2 separate regions of the Homo sapiens genome follow, and region 1 is linked to region 2. Evidence: read pairs that join two places in POLR2A ChIA-PET (ENCODE). Cell type or tissue: A673. All regions are shown on one strand.

Region 1 (2,500 bases), 210 kb before region 2:
TCGTTTATCCTTTGACCAAGAAGCTGTAAGACACATTTGCTTAATGCTAACACATTAGGACCTTTGAAAGTTGAGCAGAAATATAAAAAAGAGTCAATACTTTTACATTTTAAGTCAATAGGAAAATGGCATTTAATTGACCGATTATGAATAGTTGCAGCATTTTTAAAAGACATGATTACTGGTACATCTATACCAGGAATATGTGAGGATGTAGTCCAGAGAAAAATACAGAAATAAATATTGTGTATTTCTCTAGGCATCCTTGGCCTAGTGGCTGGAAGTTAAGAGAAAACATCACTTGGGCCTGTGGAGCAGAGAGTTAAGTGAATTCTTTCTCTTTATTTGTAGCCATCAGCCAGCAAAGACCTCGTCAGTGTCTTTAACTGCGACCTTTCGTCCTCAGGAGGACTTTTGCTTCCTATCCTCAAAGAAATATAAGGTACTTGGTTTTACATGTTTGGTGGATGAGTCTGTTAAAAGTTAGAAAAAGTACTTTGCTACAAGTGTATGTGTTTGTCTGGATGAATGAATTGCTCCCGCAAAACTCTTAGATCGGCTGGGTGCAGTGGCTCAGCCCTGTAATCCTAGCATTTTGGGAGGCCGAGGCGAGTGGATTGCCTGAGCTCAGGAGTTCGAAACCAGCCTGGACAACACGGTGAAACCCTGTCTCTACCGAAAATACAAAAAAATTAGCCGGGCATGGCGGCATGAGCCTGTAGTCCCAGCTACTTGGGATGCTGAGACAGGAGAATTGCCTGTACCCGGGAGGCGGAGGTTGCAGCGAGCCGAGATCGCGCCACTGCACTCCTGCCCACTGCACTGCAGCCTGGGCGACAGAGTGAGACTCTGTCTCCAAAAAACAAACAACAACAACAAACACTCTTAGATCAAGGTAGAAAGGCAGTCATCTAATGGTTCTCTTTCCCAGAGATCACCTAACTGCTACAAGGCACCTCATTGTTTCCAGAGTTCAGCCACACACAGTCTCATTTGGGCAGATCCTCGCAACAGCCATGTGAAATGGATATTAACATCTCTATTTTATGGACAAGAAAACTAGAACTCACAGAGTAAAAGTGACTTGTCCGTTAGTTACAATTAACAAGTTTCTATGGGAGTCAAACAAACTGTGCCTCACTGTGTCACTTAACCTAGTTGGATCACAACTATTCCTAGATTGCTTAGCCTCCCCATGCTGGCTTCAGCTTTTGTGCAGGCTGGTCTGCTTGGACTGCATGGCACCTCAATTCCTCTTCCCTTGCATTGGGAAGAGGTTACTGGACTAACTCAGACTGCAGGGGACTTCCCTTTTCCCTTAGGCACAGTGCTTTGCTAGCTTTCAGTTGGCCTGGACAGACAGGCCCGCTGCCTCTCTGATTAATTACGGGAATGAGTTGGCAGATGTGGGAACCCTAAGCCAGCTCATCCTATCTGCTGTTAGAAAGAACCCTGGTAACAATACTTCATGGCATAAGGGGGCACATATGTGGATGTATCATGCTTTAAATGTTTCCTATTTCACATTTATCTATTTTTAAACTTTATTAGTTGTCAGAGATCCATCACCTACATCCAGAATATGTCAGAGTAAGTGAGCATTTTAAAGCTTCCATGAAAAATTTCAAGATTGAAAAGATAAAGAAGATCGAGAACTCAGAGCTCCTGGATAAATTTACATGGTTGGTGGCCACGTTATCGTGTTTCTTTACATAAAACCGGAAAGGATTAGTTAATATCCGTCCTTTGAGATTTATATTCACTGATTTATTTTAGTAGTTAACAGTTCCTTTAGGCGCTAGTCTTTTTTTTTTTTTTTCATTCTATCAACTCTGGCTTCTCTCTCTCAGCCTTACTGCTTTACAATTCAATGATTTCATGTGTCTATCTTTTAAAAGTTTTCATAAATTTATTATTGTACAGCTGCTGCCTTAAAGTTAGTAGCTCCGTTGTGAAAGCTGATGGAGTGAAATTTTTAGATGATTAGACTTTAGCTGGGATTAATGTTATCAACTGGAGTGGGAAGGGGATGTCTCCGTGTTAAGTCTCACATCTCTTATATTAGGAAGAAATCGCAGATGAAGGAAGAAGGAAAACTCCTATTTTATGCGACAAGCCGTGCCTATGTGGAATCTATCTGTTCGAATAATTTTGACAGTTTCCTACATGAAACTCATGAAAACAAATACGGAAAAGGTTAGTGCCGGGATAGAGAAGCGTAACTAGTAGAGTCATAACTCGGGCTTTATATGTGCTTCTATTAGGAGGTATATGTAATTATTTTGTATTAACCAGAGTGTCCAGGCTCTAGTGGTCCTGGAGAGACAGTAAGCTCACGGTAATATCAAATGCCCAAATGAGAGTGAATCAGTTGACTTGGAGCTTGATTGCTGGACCTTAGTCCCTGTCTTCTGTTTTCTTTCTGGGAGTGACCAAAGTCTTCATACGTGCTTGTAAACTACTCCATCTGTTGGTCTTGTTGTCTACCATTACTACTCAC
Region 2 (2,500 bases):
CCGCCCGCCTCAGCCTCCCAAAGTACTGGGATTACAGGCGTGAGCCGCTGCACCCAGCTGAGGTAGATTTTTTATTCCTGCTGGAGAAGTGAGGAATCAAGGCTCAGCGGTAGCCATAGCCCGTTGCTCAGGGTCACATGGCTTGTCGATGGCTGAGCTGGAATGCAAACCCCGGCTTGCTGGGCTCAATGCTGACTCATGGGGGAAGCCTGTGCTGTATAGTTAAGTGAACAACACAGGATACAAAATCCTACCGAATGATGATTTCAGCTACTGGAGTGGCTTTACACAGAAGGTGTGCTTTTCTCCCTGTGCAGTTGGTTGAGCCTTTGGAAACAGGGAACACCGCGCTGCTCTTGCAGCATTTTGCAAGATTTGCTCAAACAACGTCTGTTGGGCAAGGAGTGCTGGTAGTCCTGATCATTTTAATACTGTTAGGATTTTTCAGTAACTGACCTGGTGCTCCAGTAGAGTGCATTGCTCTGCCCAGAGCCAGGACAGCTTTTCCTGACTTTTAGTTATCATTAAATATCCGAATAAAACCATCGAGGAGTTCTTTTTTTTTTTTTTTAAATGTGGTTGATTAATTGAGGTTGTCGGTCAGGTACGATAGCTCACAGCTATAATCCCATCATGTTGGGAGGCCAAAGTGGGAGGATCAGTTGAGGCTAGGAAGAGTTCAAGACCAGCCTGGCCAACATAGTGAGACCCCATCTCTTAAAATAAAGAATTGAGAGAATGGAGGTTATTAATTAGACAACTAGAGTAGGAATAGACTTAAAGACGGAGGAGGTGCCTCCTTTAGATATGGACGCTTGGAGCCTTTGTGGTTCCAGTCTGAGCATCACTGGTGAATTTGATGAAATTTCCAAATTTAGAAATAAGTATTCTATTTCACAGTGCTTAAGGATCACTTTGTTCGCCCTTAATTTGCAATATAGGTATATTTCCATACGACAGAAGTTGGTGAGGGAGAAAAACATTGTGTATTACCTGGCTTCCATAGCCACAGGAGGCTGCAGATGTCTGGGTATAGGGGGGTAATTAGCTCTAGAGAGTCCTCTGGCTCTGCCATCAGCTCACCGCACCAGTGAGGCTGGGGGAGTGGTTTTAATTGTCTTGTGGCTACATTACAGACACAATATGGGTTATAATGAAAATATACTTCAATATGCTGAATTTAAATAGATACGTATTCTGCCTTTTAAGGGGAAAAAAATAAGCATATTGTATAACCAGCTCCTTGTGAATCTCGAAGCCACAAGCAAGAAAGAGCCAGGCTTCAGCTTCATGGTGGCTCCCAAACCTGTCACCCCTTTCTTAATAAATGAGCTGCTCCTTGTTGGTAACTGCCACAGAGATGAATGGAAGTACCTTCTGTGGTACCGTTTATCCCCAGTCCTAATGTCTAGCCACGAAAATAAGGGCATCACTGTCAGCCTCTGAATTAAAAGAAAATCAGAGTCCAGGAACCAAGAAGCTTATGGTCTGTTGCTCTTAGGAAATGCCATTTCTGGAGATAGAACTGGTACCAAGTCATGATCCCTTGTCCTTAAGGAGTGCAGTGATCAGAGCTGACAGTGTCTTCTGACAGGGTGTTTCCAAAACAGTTGCATCAGGGGTGGGATTGTGGTTCCACTGGGGCTGTTGTGGTGCTCACAGGGAGGAGGGGTCACCCTCACACAGTGTTTCAGGAGAGGAGCCCGTGGGCTTTCTGATGGGCTGGTAGAAGTGCGCAGGAAAGAGGAGTGGCGCATAGGGTGTAGGTTTTTAGATCTGAGCAAGTAGGGCTGCACAGCCCTGGGTGGAAATGGGGAGGGCGAAATGGGGGACAGACTTAGGCTTAGGGATGAATGTCACGGGGTCAAGAATTCTGTTTCAGACTTTTTTTGCAATGGGATTTTCTTCTTTTATTTGTTTATTTTTATTGCTTGGTCCACGGTGCTTCGTGGTACATTTTCCTACCGCTTCGTGGTGCATTTCCTTACCTATGGGACCCTCAGGAAATGCTGACAGTATGGCAGTTGAGGTGAGATTTCTGGAGATAGAACTGGTACCAAGTCCTGATCCCTTGTCATTAAGGAGTGTAGTGGTCAGAGTTGACAGTGTCTTCCTCGGCAGCCATCCTCAGCAGCCATACTCTCCTATAAATGTTGACCAGGCCACTCCACCATGTTCCTTCCAGGCTCCCAGATCCAGCACCTGACACAGGTGGGGATTGCCAGCAGAATTGGAGCTCAGCCAGTGGAAATCCCGCCAAGCAGAGGCAGCCAGTATGGGGGGCCAGGCTGGCCTTCGTACGGGGAGGACGAAGCGGGGCGAAGAGAGGCCGTGAGTATCTCCTGTTTGGGTCATCATTTAAAATTTAGACATAGGCCAGGTGCGGTGGCTCACACCTGTAATCCCAGCACTTTGGGAGGCCGAGGCGGGCGGATCACGAAGTCAGGAGTTTGAGACCAGCCTGGCCAATGTAGTGAAATCCCGTCTCTACTAAAAATAC

Evidence for each region. Peaks named below come from ENCODE experiments on the same cell type or tissue, not always from the same donor. Only the 100,000 strongest peaks of a DNase experiment are listed, where the experiment ranks them.
Region 1: POLR2A ChIA-PET joins it to region 2 with 8 read pairs; 2 of 35 experiments call an interaction of 5 or more read pairs at or near these places.

The regions. Positions count from the first base shown.
Region 1 is chr7:139,053,147-139,055,646 of GRCh38, reverse strand. It overlaps ZC3HAV1 (zinc finger CCCH-type containing, antiviral 1), which reads left to right. Exons shown (of 13, transcript NM_020119.4): 10 at 352-442; 11 at 1,552-1,682; 12 at 2,066-2,196. Among named protein-coding and RNA genes, the nearest start is that of MIR10399, 10 kb to the right of the region's middle. In A673, no CTCF peak of the experiment used is centred here; DNase peaks (open chromatin) are centred at 1,386 and 1,686; H3K4me3 peaks cover 409 bases; H3K27ac peaks cover 1,190 bases.
Region 2 is chr7:138,839,964-138,842,463 of GRCh38, reverse strand. It overlaps KIAA1549, which reads left to right. Exons shown (of 20, transcript NM_001164665.2): 19 at 2,186-2,331. Among named protein-coding and RNA genes, the nearest start is that of ATP6V0A4, 43 kb to the right of the region's middle. In A673, no CTCF peak of the experiment used is centred here; no DNase peak of the experiment used is centred here.